4 separate regions of the Homo sapiens genome follow, and all the other regions are linked to region 1. The links are chromatin contacts, found by Hi-C in ENCODE. All regions are on one chromosome and are shown on one strand. Each heading gives the region's core, a stretch centred on a gene start or an enhancer-like site at or near the end of the contact. The rest is flanking DNA. Distances are from core to core; before and after follow the strand shown. Region 1 has its middle 79 kb from the start of LINC02822. Region 2 holds the start of DUSP6 (dual specificity phosphatase 6). Region 3 overlaps POC1B-DUSP6 (POC1B-DUSP6 readthrough). Region 4 has its middle 20 kb from the start of DUSP6.

Region 1 (6,092 bases), core at 1,383-3,882:
AAGGAGTGTCTTAATAGGCCCCTTTAGAAAGCAGAGACAAAGATGAAGTTGATAATACATTTGGGAGGTACCAGCCCAGACAGGTGAAAGTAAGGAAAGAAAAAACAAGTGAAACGGAATATTCGAAGCAAAGCAATGTGATATGTCACCATGCCAGCTGTGGCTTTGTGACAAACTGGGAATAGGCAGAAAAGATCTCTCAGCAGGCTTGTCAGCTTCTGGAGCTTCTCCAGAAGGCAAAGAAGTACTGCCATTCAGACTAGTCCACCAAATAAAGTAAGGAAGAAAAATTGATCTTCCCAACTCTGATCTTGCATTTCTCATTGGTCAAGATACAAGCCCTAAACTTTTGGGTTGCATCATTCTGCCCCTCTGTGGCTAAGAAGCCAGAAACTACACTATGCACTGAGATGTTTTATCCAAAACGAGAGAAGAGTGACGACCCCGTGTGGGTACAGGAAGCTCAGGCAAAAGTCAATGGGTGCTATGACAGATAGATGGAATACCTCAAGAAATAGAATTTCATAGAGGAGAAGGTGAAGAAAACAAACTACAACCCCAGGAGAAAAGGGCTAACTACATGCAGCATAAGTACCAGTGAATCCATGGATTGGAGCTAAAGGGAGTCAAGTATATGGCACGATATTTAAATAACATATTTAATTTTAATAATAATTATGGTAATAACAAAGGACCTTTATTCCATGCCCCTTTTTCAGCTTTATAGAATCTTTATCTCTATTAACTGTGAGGAGGAGGGGTTCTGGCTGTTACTAGCAACATGATAGGACCTAAAACTCTAAATTCATGTCTCTTGAGGAGGGTACTTTGTTATTCCCTAGGAGGCTCCTCAAAATGGTCAGGAAGACAACCTTGGATTATACTCTGTATAGAGTAAGATAAGGATAGGATTTTGAAATATGCCTTTTTCAGCTTATTTCACAAAAACTTGATACATAGATTCCCAAACTGACCAAATTAATAAAATAGGATGCCAGTTTATTTTAATGACCATGAGTTTGCTGGGGAATGTTCACATGGAAGCACATCATGTATTTGTTGAAATCATCTATTAATAAAATGACCAATACCATTAATAATCACAAATGATGAAAATAAAAGAAAAGAACATGAACAAGTTTAAGATAGAAAACCTCCCTTGATTTAGAAATTTGTATCATTTAGGAAAGTTGAAGTAATCAACAACTGGGTGAAAACGGGAAAAGTACATCTAGACTAAGTAAATGTTGCAGCATCACAAACCATTTTAATTCCTTCCTTCTCAAAGGTTTCACTATTTCCAGGTTTTTGCTATGAGTAAGTACAATGTGGGTGTTGATGGAAATTGTACTATATTGTCAATCATTGTAACTCTGCTGGAATGCCTTTCTCCAGAATGTCCAGGCATCTTGATAGAGTCAGAGACTGTGCCATGGAAAAGTGGATACTTCTGGGGCAGGGGTGTCCAATCTTTTTGCTTCCCTGGGCCACATTGGAAGAAGAATAATTGTCTTGGGCCACACATAAAATAGCTGATGAGTTTTTTAAAATTGCAAAAAAATTTCATAATGTTTTAAGAAAGTTTATGAATTTGGGTTGGGCCACATTCAAAACTGTCCTGGGCCACATGTGGTCCACAGGCCATGGGTTGGACCAGCTTGATTTGGGCTATAGTTAGGATTTTGCCTTATTTGGGATACTATCCTGAGATCTGCTATTTTTAATATTTCTTGAGGAAATTTAAAATAAAATAGGAGGAGTATGCATTACAGAAACCCTGAGTTTGATACCAACTAAATATGAATAAGCTTTCTCACTTTCACAATATTATTAGGAGGCTGCCTGCGGTTTAAACTTCATCAAGGGCTGATGTGAATATTTTAACTTCAAAACATTAATAATCACTTGTAAAAATCTTTATATGTCTTTTTTTGCTTTTAAACTTTGAACAGAAAGGTTTTTTCTTTTGAAGAAAATGCTTTAAGAGGAAGTATGCATGTCTATTTCATATTGAAAGTAAAACCAATAAATTCATAACCACCACGAAACTAAAGGTTGACTTTAAGAAAAAGAAAAAGTGGGTGGGAGAAATTTAGTGTGTAGCCATGTATGTTTCTCATCTCTTTCCTTTAATTTGACAAGAATGGCAACTAACAAAGAGACCTGTTTGATGGAAGATAGCTTTTAGCCCAAATCTTTGAGATGCCACAAAGCTTTCACCAGCTATTAATGTTTACTTAAATGCCTTTTAGAATGACTTGCTCATCTGGAGTTGCAAAAGAGCAAAGTATTTGAAATATGGGACCTTCTTCTTAAAGTAAATATCCTGTTAAATTGCTAGCTGATAATGGAAGAAAAGTTCCAATTACATTTTTGTGAGAAATATCCATGGCACTTGTACAGCTGACACAAAGGATATTCAATTGATAGCATATCCCTTTCTCAACCTACACCTCTGCACATTTTTATCTTGCTTCTTTAATTGATCTTCCTTCGTGTCTTTTATTCTTTCACCCTCTAGTTTCCCCCATGTGTTTCCTCCTTTTATTTTTCTCCCTTCTTGGGCCAATGACATTATAACACCTAATCTCTATGGTGACTTACATAACTAAACTGTATAAGAAATAGTAGCTGTTTTTCCCTCCAATATATCTCAGTAAATTAAGGAAATGAGTAAGTAGTTATGAATCAAGTAGCACATTTAAGGAGGATGGGAGTTTATCATTTACCATGACTAGCTACTGCTTTTATCCAAATAAGCCTCTGTGAACCAAATTTTAGTCCCCTAACAAAGCAAAATATCAGTCTCAAAATCACTGGAGTTTTCTTTCTTTTAATCTCGAAAATAACCAATAGAGACATCCACTTTATCAACTCTAATATTATTGGGCATTTACTATTGGCTAAAAAATATTTTAAGTGTTTATTTATATAAATACTGTTAATCTTTTGAACAATCTTCTGAGGTAAGTACTATTATAATTCCTATTTTACAGATAAGGATAATAAAGAATAGAAGGTTAAGTGAACTGCCCAAGTCTATATAGCTGGTAAGTGGTGGAGAAGGATTTGAACCCAGATTGTCTGGCTCAAAAACCTCAGCTGTTGACTGCCACACTATATTGCCGCTTACTCCTGTGTTCTTAGCCAGAGACTGTACATAAAAATTAAAATTGAAAATAAACGCTTCAATTATAGCTTCCAAACTGTTCTGCAGACTTGTAGAAAGAGTCTAGTATTGTGTTGTTTGCAGACATGGATGAAGCTCTTTATATTAAGATTGGTGTTTCAATAAACATTTTGTCACTTCATATTTCCATATGAAGATGAAGTAGGATGATCCCTGCTGTGTTTAAAATAAATTCGGCTTCCTCTCTTTAAGTATTTGTATTAAAAAAAAAAAAAAAGGATGATTTGTGTCTGGCAGAGCTGTATACTAGCCAGGTGCTTTTTATGGTTGGGCTTCACATTAAGAAAACATTTGTCACGGAAACATCTGGAAAACAGATCAAGCAGACAGAATTTTACACAAGGGAATCTACTTAATCCAGTTACTCTTTTTTAAAATCGGCCACCCTGTTCATGCCAACTGTATGCATTTGAAAGCATATGAGCTATAAAATGTCTCACACTTAAGCAATCAGCTTTTCATTATTTGCAAATATTTTATCTGCTGGCTGGATTGTGCTCCAAAAATTCAAAGTCTTTCCTTTTTCTACCATCAGTTATGCCCTGAGATAAAGAACTGCTAAGAGTTCTATTTCTTTTTGCCTTGAGAGAAGTAGAAAAGGCAGGGAGAGCTTGATACATGATAAGAAATGGGCTCAAGAAAGAAAACTTCCATATGGAAGTACCTTGAGGTATAACTAAATAGTAACATACAAAGAATAAGAAAGTTAGGTCTGAAACAATAGTTCTTAATTGAGAGTTAGCATAAGAAATGGCTATAGAGGGACCATACCTCCCTCTGATTCATAAATGCGAGGGGGATCGAATAAATGTATATTTTAAAAAGCTCCTCAAGTGATTTTGTTGTAGATTCCTAGTGGACAAAGCATTTGTATAGATTGGTGTTTCAAAAAAAATGCCTAATTATGAGTGGCCTAGGCAGCTAGTTAAAAACACAGGTTGCCAGAACTTTATTCTGGAGAATCTGAATTAAATAAATTCAGAGATGGTGGTGAGGAGGGAAATATATTTTCTCTTTAGATAAGTTTCAGAATCGCTGCATTAAATCAGTGTTATACTACAATGTCCTATAAAATACATTGCAAGAAAATGGATACCTGCTCAACCACTGCAAACAAGAATCTCATCCATTTATTTCCAAACACAAATTAGCACAATAAAGCTTCTTGAAACTCCCATCAATAGCAAAGAAACGTGTTAACATCACTGGACCTACATTTTTACTACGAAACACATTTTCTTATCTGATCCTCTCAATATTTCTGAAGAATCAATGTTCTCAGATCCATATTTTGGCAAATCATTCTAGTTCAAAATATGTATTTGTGTAATTACACCTAACTAAAACTATGCAACAGGCACACTTAGTGCAACTGTATGAAATAGAATAAGGCATTCACTTGAGAATTAAAATAAAAGTTGTAAAAGATAGGCTTTTTTGAGCATTTTAATTATCAAAATATACTCTTTCCACTTAGATATTAGTTCCCCACTGTCCATAGTCTGTGTGCACAACCTGCATAACTTGTCCACAGTGACTCTGCTTATAAAAGAAGAGTAAATTTGGATTTTACTGAAACGCGAATCTCCCTGAAAAAACATTTTCCCTCAGTTCCAATTTCATAGGAATAAGACATAATATTGCTGATATGGAGTCAAAGTCTATCATAGATGCATGCAGGAGTCAAGTTGCAACCATGAGTATATTAGGTGTGAGTCCAATATGTAGACAGGCCAGAGTAAAGCTTATATATGAGTATGCTAGATGTGAGTTCATTACAAGGGAAGTGAAAAGTCAAAGTTGTCAGTGTGGGTATAGCAGATATGCAGAGACTGCCAGTTGCCTCAAAATATTTTTTCCTCCTCCTCTTCTATGGTGATAGAAGCCTTGAATTTTAGCAGGATGAATGACCATCTGGAACAAATTCTGCATTTCCCAGGCTCCTTTGCATGAAGTTTTGACCGTAACACTAAGTGTCTGCTAATGACTTATGAGAACTGTGTTTTCAGATGCTAGGTGACATTCTTAAAAGGACACAAAGCATTCTTATCCTTCTCTTGTTTTCTTCCTACTTGGTAAAATGCAGATGAATGGTTTCATCAAGAGTGGCCACCTTGGAAGATGAAACAAACTTAGGAATGAAGGCTATGCATAAAGGACTCAAAAGAGAGAGCCAGGTGCCTGACACCACAGAGGACTGAACCAAATTTCTCTGGACCATCTGCTTCCACATTTGTTGTAAGAGAGAATTAAACTTTTCTCTCACTTAAGCCACAATTATTTGTATTTTCCTGTCACTCTCTACCAAATTTAACCTTAAAAAACTCAATATGTGTGGCTGATGTGTAAATTCCCAAGCCAATTGTAATTTTTAAAGATTATTTACACTCTTTCCTGCTTTCAATTAGCAATATTAATTAAAACTTGATTTTACTTCTCTAATTCTGTCTAAATTTAAAACAGTTTCCCTATTTTTTATATGCACTAACAGCTGAGTTTCAGGAAAAGACAAAAGCCCAACCTGAGCAGCCATGTAGATTCGTGTAGAACCCTAAATTAAGAACAACAACAACAAAAAAACTTATCTGTAGTATGAACATTATATTCACTTTGAATTTGGATATTTCCTGATTGACAAGGAAGATTAAGATACTCCTATAGGAAGATATTTTTCTAATTTCTTAATTTATATATTGAAATATAGTGAAAATAAGACAAAAAAGTCATACTTAACAATCACACAGCCTTAAAGAAAACAGAGAGCAGTAGCAATCACTAACAATACAGTGTGATAAGCATTAGCATAGATTGCACTAAATACATATTAGTGACTAATAAACTCTAGCACAGATTAAGTTAAACATACATTAGTAAATAGACTAGCAAGGAACATATAACAATA
Region 2 (6,559 bases), core at 767-3,266, 1.2 Mb after region 1:
CTCCTCCAGGGGCGGCCTGCCTGAAGCAGAGCTCCAAAATTGGCAACCTAGGCCTCGCAGCCGCCTTTTTTTAGCCTACATTTCCCAAACCAGGGAAGAGGCGGGTGACTAAAAATGCAAATTGCAGCGGGGGTGTTAGCAGGCATGCCCGTGGGTGCGGGGCGTCGGGCGAAGGGAGACCCCGCGACCTTAGGCGCCCTCGCGGTGTTCACGGTAGGCGCAAAGCGCAGCAAGGGACACTCCCCAAAGCCGCACCCCGCCGGACGGCTGCCCCCGCTTCCGCCTCTCAGGCAGCGGTGGGACAAAGCGCGGCCTCTTTTCCGCCGGGGTTTAGGGAGGGAAGGCCGGATTAGGGCCCGCGCCTTCCGGCTGCATCCCTCTCGCGCCGCGCCGGCCGCACACAGGTGGTTTTCCGCTCGGGAGGGGCAGGCTTCGGCACTTTTATATAACAATAGAGCTCTGCGCGCCGGGAACGCGCCTCCCCGCCGCCGCGGCCCCCACCCGGCCACGCCTCCATCCGGCTTCCAATCCGTCCGCCCCGCGGCGCCTGGGCCGAGTGCTGCTCGCTGGCCTGGCCCGCACCTCCCCAAAGTTACCTGCTGGCTTTGCAGCGCGGTAGAGACGTTCCCCTCGACTCCTTGGGAGCGAGGAGCCAGGGGGGTCCCGGCAGGCACTCGTCCTTGCTCCCCCCACCCTCCCCAGATCTCTATGGACCCGGGAGTCCCTCGCTGAGCCCCGCACCCGTCCACTGCGTCGCGCACAGCCCCGTGCCCAAGCGGGGAGACGGGGACGGCGGGGCGGTGGCAGGGAGCGCAGCGCGCAGGCGCGGCTGGTGCTCCCCGGAGTGCCCGGCGCTGGACAAAGGGAGGAGGCGGCGGCAGGAGAGGGCTGGGGAGGCCCCCTCTGACATGCCTCCCTGCCAACTGTAACCAATCGTCGAGCCCCCCTGCCGAGCCCCCGCAGCCTGCAGGTCTTGCGGGAGGACTTCCTCACGCCTCGCCCATGGCGGGGACTGCTGGCCCGGCCCGGCGCGTCCCAGCACACCTCGCTCAGGCAGCCCCGCCAGACCGGCTCCCCCGTCAGAAGCCGAGCTCCTTGCCCAGAAATCATTAACCAGCGCGACCTCCCAGCAGGCGATGGTGGTGGTGGGGCGGGGGGAGAGATATAGATTCCCCCGAACAATGGCTTGTAACTCCCCACGCCGCCGGAGCGGAATACAGTAAAAGCACTGGACTGACCTAAGAGTTTGTTTCTGCACTCTACATTGTTTTAATGAAAATAAAATGTTATTTTAAGAAAAAAGGTTTTCTTCTGATTTTCTGCACAACCAGACGTTTGTTTGTTTGCTTTAAAATGTTTCAACAAAATCCTGGTTTGTTTCGAAATATGTTGGATTAGCATTTAACACCTCATCGGTCACTAAAGCCCAGTCAGTTCACCAGCCCCAACACAGCCTCGGCTAAAAGAACATCAGAGCAAACAGAGCTGGGCCTTTAAAAGTGGCAAACAAATGCCACACACCGCCTAAAGAAGGGGGGTTGGGGGAGGGGAGGGTTAAGGCGAACTTGGGTCCAAATGAGTTTGAAGGGAATACAAAGAACGAAAAGTCAGCACAAGTTTTCCTAAAGCTAGCTCGCGAACGCAAGCGTCGCGAACAAGGGCTTTTGTGCATGCTAATTGCGCCATTGGTGCGCAAAAGTTCCGACGCGAAGTGTGAACTCTCAACAGAAGGAAACATGAGACAACTGAAGTGCCCTGGTTTATGTGCCCTGCTCCTCCTCCGCTGCCGCCTCCCCTTCTTTCTCCTTCCTCCCGCCGAGCCCGCTGTTGCAGCTTGTTTGCACTGGGGCTTATCCGGAGCGGAAATTCCTTTCCGTTTTTGTGAATGACAAACTCATTAACAATTCATCAACACAACCTGTTCCAGCCGGCCCGTCCCCACGGCAACAGCCCCTTCCGCAGCACGCTCATTGGCTGGCCCGGAGAATGTATCCATTGAGACGCTCGCTGTTTGTATCCATTGAGGAGCTGCCTCGCGCAGGGGGTGTGCGAGGCTGAGTCCAAGAGATAGCAAATCGAGTCTTAAATAATCCGGGGAGAAAGACGCCCGGGTAGATTTGAGGTGCAGCCTTGGAGGGAGGGATTAGAAGCCGCTAGACTTTTTTTCCTCCCCTCTCAGTAGCACGGAGTCCGAATTAATTGGATTTCATTCACTGGGGAGGAACAAAAACTATCTGGGCAGCTTCATTGAGAGAGATTCATTGACACTAAGAGCCAGCGGCTGCAGCTGGGTGCAGAGAGAACCTCCGGCTTTACTTCTGTCTCGTCTGCCCCAACCGCTAGCCTCGGCTTGGGTAAGGCGAGGCGGAATTAAACCCCGCTCCGAGAGCGGCAGCTTCGCGCGCGGTGCGCTCGGCCTATGCCTGCCCCGAGGGGCGTCTGGTAGGCACCCCGCCCTCTCCCGCAGCTCGACCCCCATGATAGATACGCTCAGACCCGTGCCCTTCGCGTCGGAAATGGCGATCAGCAAGACGGTGGCGTGGCTCAACGAGCAGCTGGAGCTGGGCAACGAGCGGCTGCTGCTGATGGACTGCCGGCCGCAGGAGCTATACGAGTCGTCGCACATCGAGTCGGCCATCAACGTGGCCATCCCGGGCATCATGCTGCGGCGCCTGCAGAAGGGTAACCTGCCGGTGCGCGCGCTCTTCACGCGCGGCGAGGACCGGGACCGCTTCACCCGGCGCTGTGGCACCGACACAGTGGTGCTCTACGACGAGAGCAGCAGCGACTGGAACGAGAATACGGGCGGCGAGTCGGTGCTCGGGCTGCTGCTCAAGAAGCTCAAGGACGAGGGCTGCCGGGCGTTCTACCTGGAAGGTACGCGCCCAGGGAACTCCGCGCGCGGGGCAGGGCTAGGGGCGCAGGGCTGCGGGCGGGGCGCGTGGATTGAAAATACCTCTGCTCCGCTCAGCTGGAGCTTCGGAGCCGCGCTGCCCGCCTAGGGACCGGCAGCCGGCGAGGTAGGGGCCGCGAACCGCGCGTTCCGCACCAGAGAACCGGGCCGGCTCAGAATCCACTCGCTTCCGGCTGCGGGTACCGGCGGTTTCTTTCTAACGGGTTCTGCGCCTTCTTAGCCAGAACATCCTCCACCATCACCCTGTTTTCTATCGTTCGATTTTGAATTAAGATTTGCAGGACGGGAGAGATTGTTGGGGATGCAAATTGGCACATCTTAGCTCTCAAAATATTCCAAAAAGTTGCCATTTTGTCTATTTCCGGATTCAAGCGAATAAGGGTTCCCTGGCGAGGCGGGCCCGTTCGTTCCATTCCCGATGGTGCACATTTAAAGTGTGTTTCTCTTATAGATGGTTCTGTATGTAGGGGGTTCGTAGGATGCTTGTGGTGTTTCTTGCGCCGGGCTGCGGTTCTTACAAGCTGTGAAAACTACTACGGCTTCTCAGGTTAGATGATTGCTTTTCTCGTTCTGGCAGGTGGCTTCAGTAAGTTCCAAGCCGAGTTCTCCCTGCATTGCGAGACCAATCTAGACGGCTCGTGTAGCAGCAGCTCGCCGCCGTTGCCAGTGCTGGGGCTCGGGGGCCTGCGGATCAGCTCTGACTCTTCCTCGGACATCGAGTCTGACCTTGACCGAGACCCCAATAGTGCAACAGACTCGGATGGTAGTCCGCTGTCCAACAGCCAGCCTTCCTTCCCAGTGGAGATCTTGCCCTTCCTCTACTTGGGCTGTGCCAAAGACTCCACCAACTTGGACGTGTTGGAGGAATTCGGCATCAAGTACATCTTGAACGTCACCCCCAATTTGCCGAATCTCTTTGAGAACGCAGGAGAGTTTAAATACAAGCAAATCCCCATCTCGGATCACTGGAGCCAAAACCTGTCCCAGTTTTTCCCTGAGGCCATTTCTTTCATAGGTGAGACTAATTAATAGTCGTCGCTCTGACATTTAAATGCAAAATTCCTAGCCATTCATAGAGTTTAAGCTGTTAATCGTTCTTGCTGCTTGCTAATTTGTCTGACTGCAGGTCTCTAATGTTCCTAGAGCGTCCTTAATTCTGGTTTATCTTCTTGCTAAAGGAAGAAAACCTGCCTTTTGACATGGCTGCAGATCACAGGTGTATTTGAAACGCTGTTTCTTGAATCTTTGAATTCAGTCATTGACAGTCGTTCATAATCGGACAACAGATTTTTCCCCCCAGTCTTTGGACTCAGGGGAAGGGTCAGATAGAAGTACTCACTATAGACAGGAATTCCAGCATTGCTTTATAATTTAAAAACATCTAGGAGTTATTTTAGGACATCAAGTTAGTTGTTGGAAAGCAGTATGAATGCTGAATGTTATCCAGTTGAATGATGCGGTGATACTGGTAACAGTGAGACAGTGGGTAACCTGAGCCCAGCAGGAAGAACTGTGGGCTGGAAGCCTGGGAGAAGTGAATCTCCAGGCATTGTAATGCATTTCCTATTACAAAGGAACTCATTTTCAGGCCGTGTCGACATCCTGTTCCTCCTAATGGGCCGTCCCCTGTGACTTCCCTCTCTCTTTTAAAATGCCTGAATACCTCCATTGTTAGCTGCACAACATTTGGAGCATAATTTAATAGACCCTTGCAGTCTGGTTGTCTGTGTAAAAGGCATTCACGAACATATTGCAGGGTTTCTGGTATTCACATGCCGAGGCAAAGAATGCACCCATTAAGGAGTTTTTTGTTGGCAGAAACTTAATACAAAAGCTCTCTTTTCAGAAAATATCTGAAATATGTAATTGTGTCCAGTGTACATGTTTCATTTCAGTGATACATTTTCTGCTGCTTGTAGGGCTCAACTGCCACACACAACTATTATTATTATTATGTTTTCAAGTTCAGTTTTTAGACTGATCATTCACAAAGGGTGGTTTTCAGTCTGCTGAGATCTTGCTTTTCTTTTTGTGTTCACAGATGAAGCCCGGGGCAAGAACTGTGGTGTCTTGGTACATTGCTTGGCTGGCATTAGCCGCTCAGTCACTGTGACTGTGGCTTACCTTATGCAGAAGCTCAATCTGTCGATGAACGATGCCTATGACATTGTCAAAATGAAAAAATCCAACATATCCCCTAACTTCAACTTCATGGGTCAGCTGCTGGACTTCGAGAGGACGCTGGGACTCAGCAGCCCATGTGACAACAGGGTTCCAGCACAGCAGCTGTATTTTACCACCCCTTCCAACCAGAATGTATACCAGGTGGACTCTCTGCAATCTACGTGAAAGACCCCACACCCCTCCTTGCTGGAATGTGTCTGGCCCTTCAGCAGTTTCTCTTGGCAGCATCAGCTGGGCTGCTTTCTTTGTGTGTGGCCCCAGGTGTCAAAATGACACCAGCTGTCTGTACTAGACAAGGTTACCAAGTGCGGAATTGGTTAATACTAACAGAGAGATTTGCTCCATTCTCTTTGGAATAACAGGACATGCTGTATAGATACAGGCAGTAGGTTTGCTCTGTACCCATGTGTACAGCCTACCCATGCAGGGACTGGGATTCGAGGACTTCCAGGCGCATAGGGTAGAACCAAATGATAGGGTAGGAGCATGTGTTCTTTAGGGCCTTGTAAGGCTGTTTCCTTTTGCATCTGGAACTGACTATATAATTGTCTTCAATGAAGACTAATTCAATTTTGCATATAGAGGAGCCAAAGAGAGATTTCAGCTCTGTATTTGTGGTATCAGTTTGGAAAAAAAAATCTGATACTCCATTTGATTATTGTAAATATTTGATCTTGAATCACTTGACAGTGTTTGTTTGAATTGTGTTTGTTTTTTCCTTTGATGGGCTTAAAAGAAATTATCCAAAGGGAGAAAGAGCAGTATGCCACTTCTTAAAACAGAACAAAACAAAAAAAGAAAATTGTGCTCTTTTCTAATCCAAAGGGTATATTTGCAGCATGCTTGACTTTACCAATTCTGATGACATCTTTACGGACACTATTATCACTAAGACCTTGTTATGGCGAAGTCTTTAGTCTTTTTCATGTATTTTCCTCATGATTTTTTCTCTTTATGTAGTTTGACTATGCCTTACCTTTGTAAATATTTTTGCTTGTGTTGTCGCAAAGGGGATAATCTGGGAAAGACACCAAATCATGGGCTCACTTTAAAAAAAGAAAGAATAAAAAAACCTTCAGCTGTGCTAAACAGTATATTACCTCTGTATAAAATTCTTCAGGGAGTGTCACCTCAAATGCAATACTTTGGGTTGGTTTCTTTCCTTTAAAAAAATTTGTATAAAACTGGAAGTGTGTGTGTGTGAGCATGGGTACCCATTTGATAAGAGAAATGCATTTGATTGTGAAGAAGGGAGAGTTAAATTCTCCATTATGTTCGTGGTGTAAAGTTTAGAGCTGGAATTTATTATAAGAATGTAAAACCTTAAATTATTAATAAATAACTATTTTGGCTATTGAATGTGTGTTTTTAAAAACTCAGTTATACCTATGTGTGAAGTGACACATTTTAGAACTTTTTCATTCAGGGATTGATTTTGACTTGTAGGCATAGTAGGGCAAG
Region 3 (5,854 bases), core at 3,112-5,611, 1.0 Mb after region 1:
TAGGTTTTTTTCCCCAGGTTCTATATATAATAAGCTTCCTCTGTTTGGAGCCTTTTTATAATACTGCCCTTCAGATTTGAATCTTTCTCACATTTTCTGAAAGAAAATATTAATAAATTTTTACTTACTGTAAAATCAGGGTAAACTACCCAGCATGGAAAATTTTTCCTTGAAAGGTTATTTTCTTGACTTTTTTTTTTTTTTTTTTTTCTTTTCTGAGGCGAGTCTTGCTCTGTCGCCCAAGCTGGAGTGCAGTGGCACAATCGCAGCTTACTGCAACCTCTGCCTCCTGGGTTCAGGTGGTTTTCCTGCCTCAGCCTCCTGAGTAGCTGGGATTACAGGCACCTGCCACTATGCCTGGCTATTTTAGTGGAGGCAGGGTTTCACCCTGTTGGCCAGGCTGGTCTCGAACTCCTGACCTCAGGTGATCCGCCTGCCTCAGCCTCCCAAAGTGCTGGGATTACGGGCATGAGCCACTGCACCCAGACTTCTTGATTTTTAAATATTATTTCACATGGAACTTCTTTGTGCCTTTTTTCTGTGTGAATCTGTGAACGCCAGATGCAAAGTTTCTGTCACAAAGAATTAATTTTAGGTCAGCCTTAAGAATGGGAGTAGGGAGAGAACAAAAAGAAAAATCTTCAATTATATTCCACACCCTTAATTGATGACTCATAGTAATCTTTACTGTGGGCATAGAGGGAAACTACAAATAAAATTGAAATATAGTCTGTGACCCAAATCTGTCTTTTTTGGTTTTTGTTACTGTGAAAATATTAATAATAAAAATACTATTCATAGTTTTCTAATAGTCTAAAATTTGTTTTTATTTTCTCTGTGGTCTTCTGCTTTTCTGTTTATATTTAAAAGGCATTGTGGCCAAACAATAAAAAAAGAACCTTGGGAAGGATATTAAAGGAATAGACAGCATAAAACAGCAGACAAGATGTCTGAGATTTTTCTCATTTGCTTTTTAATGGGGCGTGTGGATGATAGATTTCTCCATGAAGGAACTTCTGTTCTGTTCTGTATAAATGAATTGTCCTATTTTCAGTCCATTGGAGCTCTCTGGCCTCCCCAAGTCCAGGAAGTTACAGGCATGGGCAGTTAGGTTCTTTTGTTGGTGATGTCACTTAATTTTAATTCTCAACACACCATTCCTTTTCTTACAAAAAGTTTCACTGCAAGCTTGGTCGGATGAGTAATAAAGGCTCTCTCTTGAATCATATGGATAATGCTGGCAAGTGACAGAAATAGAAGAGAGTTCTTTTAAAAATACAAGGCACTTGGCTTAGAGTGAGTACAGAATTGAATCAAAACCCCAAAGCAGATGCAATAAAACCAAAATTATTTTAATAAAAGAATAAAAGGAAAAAAGCAACTTGGTTAGTCTACATAGCATATTTTGACCTTTTAATGGTCTGTCAGTGTTGTTTGTCATGATGAAGATCTTGGCTGCAGAATATGACTTTACTGCATGGGATGGTAACAGTGGTCTCTGGTATTTAATATTTACAGCCTGGTTTATTTGTGGTGTAGAGGTGAGGTGGTGACTCTCCAGAGCCTTTCACATAAAACATCTTCTTTCTTCTTCTTTCTAGATTTTCACCCGATGGAAGACTAATTGTGTCATGTAGTGAGGATAAAACTATTAAAATTTGGGATACCACAAATAAGCAATGTGTTAATAACTTCTCAGATTCCGTTGGGTAAGTACACTTTCTTTGTGCATTTATGTGGGTTAGTTTTCTAAGGAGACGTTTGATTATAACAATTTAAATAAATAAATGAGTAAAGAAATTGAAATATGGCCGGGTGCAGTGGCTCACGCCTGTAATGCCAGCACTTCGGGAGGCTGAGGCAGGCGGATCACCTGAGGTCAGGAGTTTGAGACCAGCCTGACCAACATAGTGAAACCCTGTCTCCACTAAAAATACAAAAATTACCTGGGCATGGTGATATGTGCCTGTAATTCCAGCTACTCGGGAGGCTGAGGTGGAAGAATCACTTGAACCCAGGAGGCGGAGGTTGCGGTGAGCTGACATTGCGCCACTGCACTCCAGCCTGGGTGACAAGAGTGAGATTCCGTCTCAAAAAAAAAAAAAAAAGAAATTGAAATATTAGGTCATCTTATTCTTTCCTCCTAGATTTGCAAATTTTGTGGACTTTAACCCTAGTGGTACATGCATAGCTTCAGCAGGTTCTGATCAAACTGTGAAAGTCTGGGATGTAAGAGTGAACAAATTACTACAGCATTACCAAGGTAACAATTTTCCTAACAAAAAATTCAGTTACCGAATGGACTCCTTTTGGAAGGACTGATTCTCCTTGTTGGTGTGGTTTGGCTGTCTTACTTGGGGTCATGGGCTGCCTTGGAACAGGCTAGAGAATAGTATAATTAGCTCCCATCAACAGCAGGGTCTCAGAAGCTCAAGGACAGCAGGAAGTGAAGAGACCTTAAAAATGATGTGAGGGCTGGTTTAAAGAAAAAAAAAGAAGTTGCTATGAGATTTTCAAATTCTGGTTATCAGCATTGTGTGAGAAGTCAGGATAGAAATGACTGAATTCTGAATCACAGGGAGTTACGTGAGCACAAATAGGTGTTATAACTGGTAGAAAACAACTACCTACTATGCCTATGTATTGATATTGAACTAAAAGAGAAGTGAATTTTCTTGGTTTATATTGGATTTATATTAAATCGAAATGATTATTAAACATAGTAGCTTTTCCAGTGTTTACTATGTAGCAGACACTGTGCCAAATCTAAACAATATTCCTAGGAGGTATCATTATTACTCACATTTTTAAGATAAGGAAATTGAGATTTAAATAGGGTAATTAACTTGCTCAAAGAATCAATAGAACTACTTAGGTCTTCCTGCTTACACAGTGCATAGAAAAATTAACTTTTGATCATTGTGTTATACTGCCTCCTGTTGGAAGGATACTGTCTGGAGACAAAGTCTCAAGCATGATGGCAGGACTGTGCCCGTTTCAAACTGTCTCCACACTTTTCTCCCTTTAATCCCAAGCCACTAATTAGTTATTACCTTTAATTTGAGACTAGGTTATATACCCTATCTGAGCTGGTGATGATTAACTGTCAGTTTTATTGGCAATATATCCAAAGAATTTATAGTAATGTGGTCAATAAGATTACCTTTCCGTGACACAGTCTCATTTTTAAAGTTATTCTGGCTCTCTAACTGGAAGCTTAGAGCTATGTGATGCCAAAATACTCGTTTTAGTGAGCCATATAGAGTTTTGTTGTTGTGGAAACAGTGCTCTTGTTTACAACCTATTGCTAATAAGGCACTGGGGTATCTTCAAAAGTAAGAATTGTTCTCTGAACTTTTTGCTTTTATTTTCTACAAATCAGTTCACAGCGGTGGAGTTAATTGCATATCATTCCATCCTTCGGGTAACTATCTCATCACAGCTTCTTCAGATGGTACCCTTAAGATTCTGGACCTCTTAGAAGGAAGGCTCATCTATACACTTCAAGGACATACGGTATTAACACTCAGATTCTTGCTTTTTATATATAAAAATATAAAATAATATATATTTTAAATTTCTGATCCATTTTTATGTCCCTTTATTGTTTTTCCAGACATAGCACACATTGCTGCTATCATAAAATTTTTTTACTTCCAAGGCTGTTTTTATCCTCTGGAAGCAACTCTTAGAAATATTATTTGTGGCTGGGCGTGGTGGCTCACGCCTGTAATCCCAACACTTTGGGAGGCTGAGGCGGGCAGATCACCTGAGGTCAGGAGATCGAGACCATCTTGGCCAACATGATGAAACCCCATTTCTACTAAAATACAAAAAATTAGCCAGGTGTGGTGGCACATGCCTGTAATCCAAGCTACTTGGTTGGGAGGCTAAGGCAGGGGCATCACTTGAACCCAGGAGGGGGAGGCTGCAGTGAGCTGAGATTGCACCACTGCACTCCAGCCCGGCAACAGAGCAAGACTGTCAAAAAAAAAAAATGGAAGAAAAAAAGAAATATTATTTGTTGTAATTCTTATCAAAATCAATGTGTATCTTTCAATGGCCATTAAATGAATCTTCTCCTGCTGTCTTTATCAGTATGTTGTATAGATTGACTGGGTAAATGGTGATGGGTAAGTAGATTCCATACTTCAGATCCTTCCTTCATGTGGAGGCTGTCCCGCTTAGCCCTGACACCCAGCCTCTCACACCTCTCCCTCACTCCTTCTGCTAATTTGTTGGTGGGTTTAGGAGAAATTGGGTAAGCACAGCCTAACACCTTCTACTCTCCTGCCTTTGGGAGTAGCCATTCTTCACTGTTTTTCTCTGATATTCCTTGTGGGGAGACCTGCCCTTGTCTAGTGTTGCCTGTGACTCATTCTGGGCATCCGTTCTAGAAAGCCTATTTGTGTTACACATAAAAGCCACATTCTCTTTTTACAAGCATTTATTAGAAAGAAAGGTGATATTTCGATTCTTATGTGCTGTATTCCTTTGTCTTATTTCTCAATTGGTTTAGAACCAAGTAGGTAAGAGGGGTGCCTTTTATTGAGCCTGTTCAAAGATCCCTCCCTGGCATATAGATCAATTTTTTAAATTTATTATTTCTTTATTTTTGAGATGGATTCTTAGTCTGTCACCCAGGCTGGAGTGCAGTGGCACAATCTCGGCTCACTGTAACCTCTGCCTCCTGGGTTCAAGTGATTCTCCTACCTCAGCCTTCTGTACAGGCGCACCACCACGCCCAGCTAATTTTTTGTTTGTTTGTTTGTTTAGAAGAGACAAGGTTTCACCATGTTGGCCAGGCTTGTTTTGAACTCCTGACCTCAGGTAATCTGCCTGCCTTGGCCTCCCAAAGTGCTGGGATTACAAGTGTAAGCCACTGTGCCCAGCCTAGATAAATTTTTTTGAGTATATAAACTAGTCTTTTCTTCCAGACAATATTCAAACTTCTCTGAATTTTTTAGAATGCATCCTCTTTTTTTTTTTGAGGTACTTCCTTTTAACAAGTATAAGCTGTTTATATCTAGAAATAGAATGAGCCTTGTGGTCTAGAAGAGAAGAGTTTCTTTTTCACAGGTTCTGCCTGGCTTCCTGCTTTGCGTTATCATTTATTCTGCAGTGGTGTTAGGGTAAAGCAGAAATAAATACTAACCAGCTTAAATATATGCATATCCATGGATTTAGGCTGAATAAACATAACAAATAAAAGTGGCCAAGGATTGAAATATCCATGAAAAAAGTACAAAATAATAGGGAAAAAAGATAAACACAGTCTTTCAGTAGGAAAACACTACATGAAGATGGAATTTTAGTCTGGAAGTAAAGGTGTTTATGAAGCTATTAATATTATAAACTAAATCTGTGGGATAGTCTACTTGGGAAAATACAAGATGTTTTTCCCTAAAACTTTTCTTGTACAGATTAAGGACATATTAAAAACATATGGTATATATTAATATTTTTGAGATAAGAAATACTTACTCTTATCTGGACTGAAAAATTGACCTAGAGGCTATCCATCTTGTGACTGTGCCAAGCACAGTCTTGTCCAACTCCGCAGTAACTGCTCAATTTCAGGTTTTCATTACCTCTCACCTAGATAATTACAGGAACTTCCTAACTGGCCTCCAACCAAGCATCTTACTCCAATTCATCTTTCTCAGAATTGTGATACTGATTTTAATCATTCACAGCTCTCCTCCTATCTGTGTTCTGCTCTTTAAACTTTTAGTGGTTTATGGTTGCCTACATGAAGGGGGAACTCAGTGAAGCCCATTGGTCAGGAAATGGACTTCATGTAAATAGCCTCATTCCCATTACCTACATATTTATCATTCAGTTTCTGCTAGTG
Region 4 (5,965 bases), core at 311-2,810, 1.2 Mb after region 1:
CATACTGGATCTCAGCATCATCATTTGCAAAATGAGAGCATTGAACAATATGAATTTTAGTGGCCTTTCCATCTCCAAAGACATTCCTTGTTTTGGGAGTTTTAATCACAATTATTAGAGAAGAAGTAATGGTCACATATCAAAGAATGTACTAGAGGAGATATTGCAATGTGTGTGTGTGTGTGTGTGTGTGTACACCCACGTCCATGTGTGTACACCTGCATATGTGTTTCAATTGCTCTGAAAAGACTGATTGTCTTAGGAAGGAAAGGGACCATCCTAAGATGTAGATACTTTAGTTATTTATTTCCACTGTATATGCTGTTGACCTAGGATTCTGCACGTCCTCAGGGAGTGTCTCTTCCAGGCCTTTTCCAAAAGGTGATTGGCAAGGGAAGTTCTTCTAAAAGAGATAAGTGGCTTCTAAAAGTAAACTCAGAATAAATGGAGTACAAATTCTGTTTACGAAATATTTCCTGGTTGATGGCCACTAACGTGCAGCCCTGCATGACATGTTCTTTGAGGAATGAAAGAAGTGAAGTTGAATTCTGTTTCTCCATCATTTGGGAAAGATATTTACGAAGCCGTCCTGAGTAGAAGATTGCATCATTTCAGAGCAGAAACTCAAAACTATAGTAATGGATGCTACAGTGTGGGAGATGTGTTTACTTTGGAGACCATTGAGAGATGTGAGAGGCTTTTGAAAACTCATAACAAAATTTGTTCAGTACATTCTTTGTGATATGTTAAATTTGCAGAATTCTTTGCACGGCCACATGCAATTTCTGTGAAGTTCACTTCCTCTATGCCAAATATCCCTTTGCATTTTGTGTGGTTGAGCTTCAGAATTGTGGGGTTTTGCTGATGGTGGTTATTCTTAACAAAGTCTTTCCCTCACTCCTTGGAGGACAGATAGGAAAGGTACATGCATGAGCTAGTTGAGTCAAACATTTTCCAATTCTTCTGTTCCTCTTCTTTCTTTTCAAAACATGTATATATTTTTAAATATTTCATTTTTAGATGTTGAGTCTTAGTGATACTAATCTAGTACCATGATTCTTGTATTGATTCTGAATTTTCAAGATGATTTCTTCAGCCTAAAGATAGACCAATTTAAAGTCTAACTGTCTGATGAGGTGAAACCTATAATTATACAAAAAAAACAAAAAACAAAACAAAACAAAAAAAACGGGTGGGGGTGGTTACATGGGAAGAAAAGTGAAAGATTACTAGCTGACACCCAAAGACATAACCTAGCTTTTTCCCCCACCTGAGAAAAAGAAATAAATAAAAGCTAACCAAACAAAATATAAGGAGAACTGTAAATAAATAAATCACCATTGTCCCTGAGAACCTGCCTGCATGGGAAGGAGAGGTGGGCTATAGCCCATAAGGACCAGAGAAACAAGAAAGGAAGTGGGTGAGATTGCTACATGAGTAAGGTTCTGAGGAGTCATTAAAGCAAAAGGGAAACTAAATCCCACTGATGTGTAGATTCAAGGCTCCGAGAGGCCCTAAAAAGTGGGTGGAACTCCCAGGTCATCAGGAGGTCACAAAAGGACAGAGGAAGCTCAGGCAGCCTGGAGTCATGCTTTCTAAGGGAAACTAGAGTTAAGCCAGTTCTTTGACTTGGCTTAAGAAGTGTGCGTAAATCAACCTGTAGGGACGGGTGGGGAGAAGTGAGGTTTTAAAAAAATGTTTTGAAGCCTATTCCTTAATTTGAAGTGATAATCAGCATTTTTAGGTTGTTTTTTTTTTTTTATTTTAGGTGCACTGGAGATTTGTTTTGGTGGGAAGAAGGAATTCCTTCCTTCCTTCCTGCCTTCCTTCCTGCCTTCCTTCCTTCCTTCCTTCCTGCCTTCCTTCCTGCCTTCCTTCCTCTCTCTTTCTCACTTTCTTTCTTTCTTTTCTTTTCTTTTCTTTTTTTTTTTCAAGGTCTCCATATGTCACCTAGCTTGGAGGGCAGTGGCGTGAACATGGCTCACTGCAGCCTTGACTTCCCAGGCTCAACTGATCTTCCTTCCTGAGCCCCCTAAGTAGTCAGGACAACAGGTGCATGCCACCACGCCTGGCTGTATTTTTTGTTGAAATGGGGTTTCGCCGTGTTGCCCAGGCTGGTCTTGAGCTCCTGAGCTCCAGTGATTCGTCTGCCTCAGCCTCCCAAGTGTTGGGATTACAGGTGTGAGCCACTGTGCCTGGTCAGACTGAGCGAATTTCTTGACATGTGCCTAAATAAATTAATTTTATCTCTTTCTTTCCTAAGGTCACTCTTCCCTTTAGAACCCAGGACTTGGATTCATACGCAAGAAAACTTTCACAGAACCTACTTTTTGGGTCTGGGAGTAAGGCTGAATTGGGTGTATATTTCAGCTTCACCACTAAAGCACAAGCTATTGCCAAGACCTAGGCAAGACCAAGTGGCAACAATGTTAGTGGTGGTGCTGCCTAAACGTCAGGATTGTCAGGAGACCAATGGCTGTGAAATGCTTGGCATGGACATTGGCATATACCATAGTAACTGACTGATTCTGAGCAAGCCCCTCATCTCTCTTGACCTCAGTTTTCTCTTCTGTGAAAGAACCATAATGCTATTTTTTTCAGGGTTATTGTACACTTTAAATGTGATGATGTGTTTACTACCGTTCTTGACAAATTTTTCTTCAAGTCTTAGCTCAAAAGTCACCTCTTCTCAGAAGCTTTCTGAATTCTTTGAAAAGATTAGGAGTTGATTTAACATGGTCCCAAGGCAATTTGTCTTTGTTGCCATTGTATAGTTTCTCATATTCTATTATAGATGTTGGCTCAACTCTGTGCCTTCATCTTTGTGGCTTAGTGTCTTTTCATGTAGCATAGTTGTTAAAAACTAGGCTTTCAGATAGGTTGGACATTTTTGCTTAACAATACCCTGTGATGCTGAGCTAGTTACTTTTCTTCTCTGAAACTCAGTTTTCTCAACTATAAAATAGGAGCAGTAATACCTAGCTCATAAATACTAACGTTGACCTATCACCTAGGATGGTGCCTGGCACTACAATAATTATCTGTAGAATGCATGAACAAATAGAAGCACTGTGCATATTAATGAAATGCATATGGAAAGCTCAGTGCCCTGTACTTGGTAGACTCTTTTTCTTTCTTTTTTTTTTGTAGGGGGAGGGGGCAGGGTCTCACTCTGTCGCCCAGGTTGGAGTGCAGTGGGGTGATCTCAGCTCATTGCAGCCTTGACCTCCCAGGTTCCAGTGATCCTCCCACCTCAGCCTCCTGAGTAGCTGGGACCACAAGTACGTGCCACCATGACTGGCTAACTTTTGTATTTATTGTGGAAGCAGTGTCTCACAATGTTGTCCAGGCTGGTCTCAAGCTCCAGGGCTCAAGCAATACTCTCGCCTCGGCCTCCAAAGGGCTGGGATTACAGGCGTGAGCCACCATGCCCGGCTTCTAGACTCTTAATAAGTCACTGCATATCATTAGATAGGTAATGTATACAATCATCCCTCAGTATACTTCGGGGATTGGTTCCAGGACTCCCCTCAGATAGTTCCCTCAAAAATTGGAGATGCTCAAGTCCCTTATATAAAATGGAGTAGTATTTGCATATAACCTATCCACATCCGCCCGTATACTTTAAATTATCTCTAGATTACTAATTATACCTAATACAATGTAAATGCTATATAAATAGTTGTTATGGTGTATTTTTAATCTTTCTTTTTCTCTTTTCTTTCTTTCTTTTTCTTTTTAAGACAGCCTCCACCCCCCTAGGCTCAGGCGATCCTCCCATCTCACCCTACTGAGTAGCTGGGACTCCAGACACATGCAACCACACCAGGCTAATTTTTGTATTTTTTGTAGAGACAAGATTTTGCCATGCTGCCCAGGCTGGTCTGGAACTCCTGGGCCCAATTGTTCCATCCACCTTGGCCTCCCAAAGTGCTGGGATTAGAGGCATGAGCTACTGCGCCTGGCTATTTTTAATCTTTTTTTACTGAATATATTTGATTCAAGATTGGTTGAATCTATGGATGAGAAATTTCAGAATATGGATGGCCTACTGTACTTGCTTATTTTCTGGGGTACGAATGGTATATGTCTTATATCATTTCTTTTAGGGTTTTGCCTAAAAGAAACAAGCAAATAAACAAATGTTTGCTAAATAAACATTTGTTTCTCACCCAGAGATAGGAAGAAAGTCTTTAGGAATCTGATATGCTAAATGCACTTAGAATTACAGAACTTTTTGGAGAAAGAGATCTTAAAGCTCTTCTGAACCCTTTTCTTATGCTAATTTTGTTTGTTTGTTTGTTTTCTTATCATTTCTTTGGTTTCTGCTCTTATTTGAACATTTCCTTCCTTCTACTTTGGATTTACTTTGCTCTTTTTCTAGCTTGTAATGTGGGAAGCTCACATACTTAATTTTAGACCTTTCTTTCTTTTCTTTTTTTTTTTTTAAGATAAGCATTCAAAGCTATAAATTTCCCTTTAATCACTGCTTTAGCTGCATCCACAAAGTTTGATGTTATAGTTTCATTATTATTCAGCTAAAAATATTTTCTAATTTTCCTTGTAACTTCTTCTTGGTCCTTTGGATTATTGAGAATTGTACTATTTGATTTCTAAACATTTAGAACTTTTCTAGACATTTAATTATTGATTTCCAATCTACCTTCATGGTGGCTATGAGCAAACTCTGTGTAATTTCAATACTTCTAAATAACTGAGACTTGTTTTATGGTGTATCATATGGTTTATCTTAGTGAACATATCATGGGCACTTGAAAAGAATATGTATTCTGCAGTTGTTGGGTATATTGTTCTATAAATGTCAACTAGTTGTAATTAGTTGACAGTGTTTAGATCTTCCATATTTTTACTGACATCTTGTCTAGTTGGTCTATTAATTGCAAAGAGGGGATGTTTAAATCTATGACTTCTATTGCTGAATTGTCTGTCTTTCCCTTTAATTTCACCAAGCTTTGTTTTGTATATTTTGAAACTGTATTATTAGTTATATACTCTCAAATTTTAAAAATTTTGTAGATGAGAAAGATTAAATTTTGCAACATGCTTTAAAAAAATTTGTTTGGGTCATTATAAATGTGTAGAGGCTTAAGTTACACAATTCATACCATGCCTACATTTATAAAATGTTTTTTAAAAGTACTCTTATATCACGCCTGTAATCCCAGCACTTTGGAAGGCCGAGGTGGGTGAGTAGCTGGGACTCCAGACACATAATCAGGAGATCTCCAGGTCCAGATCAGGAGATAGAGACCACCCTGGCCAACATAGTGAAACCCCATCTCTACTAAAAGTACAAAAATTAGCTGGGTGTGGTGGTGTGTGGCTGTAATCCCAGCTACTTGGGAGGCTGAAGCAGGAGAATCCCTTGAACCCAGGAGGCGGAGATTGCAGTGAGCCGAGGTTGTGCCACTGCACTCCAGCCTGGCGACAGAGTGAGACTCCGTCTAAAAAAAAAAAAAAAATGCCCTCTTATAATCTTCCTTCCAGAGATAACCACTCAAAAGTTTGACAAAGCATATTTAGGATTTAAAAAATGCTTACATAAATATATAGAAACATATATTTTTATATTTTTACATAAGCAGGATTATATTCATATGTTTTTCTGCAACAAATTTTTTTTCCCACAAACTTTAACAATTTATGGAATGTCTTTCCATTTAACTGAGCATAGCTTTACCTCATCTTTAAAAACAACTTTATTACATCGTTTTCTATTGTATGAATGTCTAATAATTTATATAATCAACTTCCTATTTTAGAATATTTAGCTTCTTTGCAGTCATTTACTATGATCAGCAATAGTATCATGTAAGTTATTGATTTTGCCTCATTAATTATTTCCTTTCAATAATTCCTGAAAGTGGAATGACTGCATCAACAGCCTCCCACATTTTACACTGATCCCTATTGCTTGATTGCCCTCTTTCAGACTCGCTACCCT

The links. Hi-C counts contacts between places; a loop is a spot of excess contacts on that map. Pooled maps may share reads with other maps.
Region 2: a loop to region 1 is called in a map with no recorded cell type, with 4 times the contacts of the local background. The contact joins the promoter of DUSP6 here to the enhancer-like site in region 1. A Hi-C loop is called at or near these places in 2 of 37 single-sample maps with no recorded cell type and 2 of 50 pooled maps.
Region 3: a map of heart left ventricle shows a loop between it and region 1 (5-fold over the local background). The contact joins two enhancer-like sites. A Hi-C loop is called at or near these places in 1 of 168 maps with a recorded cell type or tissue (heart left ventricle), 1 of 37 single-sample maps with no recorded cell type and 5 of 50 pooled maps.
Region 4: a loop to region 1 is called in a map with no recorded cell type, with 7 times the contacts of the local background. The contact joins two enhancer-like sites. A Hi-C loop is called at or near these places in 2 of 37 single-sample maps with no recorded cell type and 2 of 50 pooled maps.

What each region holds. Positions count from the first base shown.
Region 1 is chr12:90,511,936-90,518,027 of GRCh38, reverse strand. No RefSeq gene overlaps it. Among named protein-coding and RNA genes, the nearest start is that of LINC02822, 79 kb to the left of the region's middle. Within about 2 kb of position 2,632, at least 2 of the 41 ENCODE cell types and tissues checked have a DNase peak (open chromatin) inside an H3K27ac peak, as active enhancers do.
Region 2 is chr12:89,347,958-89,354,516 of GRCh38, reverse strand. It overlaps DUSP6 (dual specificity phosphatase 6), which reads left to right and starts at 2,016. Exons shown (of 3, transcript NM_001946.4): 1 at 2,016-2,877; 2 at 3,492-3,929; 3 at 4,956-6,559. The coding sequence starts at 2,478. The coding sequence ends at 5,263. It overlaps POC1B-DUSP6 (POC1B-DUSP6 readthrough), which reads left to right. Exons shown (of 11, transcript NR_189589.1): 10 at 3,492-3,929; 11 at 4,956-6,452. RefSeq lists a silencer at 761-1,070 and enhancers at 2,890-3,524, 4,160-4,794.
Region 3 is chr12:89,468,023-89,473,876 of GRCh38, reverse strand. It overlaps POC1B-DUSP6 (POC1B-DUSP6 readthrough), which reads left to right. Exons shown (of 11, transcript NR_189589.1): 5 at 1,602-1,709; 6 at 2,148-2,263; 7 at 3,383-3,516. POC1B (POC1 centriolar protein B) reads left to right here. Exons shown (of 12, transcript NM_172240.3): 5 at 1,602-1,709; 6 at 2,148-2,263; 7 at 3,383-3,516. Among named protein-coding and RNA genes, the nearest start is that of GALNT4, 54 kb to the left of the region's middle. RefSeq lists a silencer at 2,854-2,973. Within about 2 kb of position 4,361, at least 7 of the 41 ENCODE cell types and tissues checked have a DNase peak (open chromatin) inside an H3K27ac peak, as active enhancers do.
Region 4 is chr12:89,329,591-89,335,555 of GRCh38, reverse strand. No RefSeq gene overlaps it. Among named protein-coding and RNA genes, the nearest start is that of DUSP6, 20 kb to the left of the region's middle. Within about 2 kb of position 1,560, at least 5 of the 41 ENCODE cell types and tissues checked have a DNase peak (open chromatin) inside an H3K27ac peak, as active enhancers do.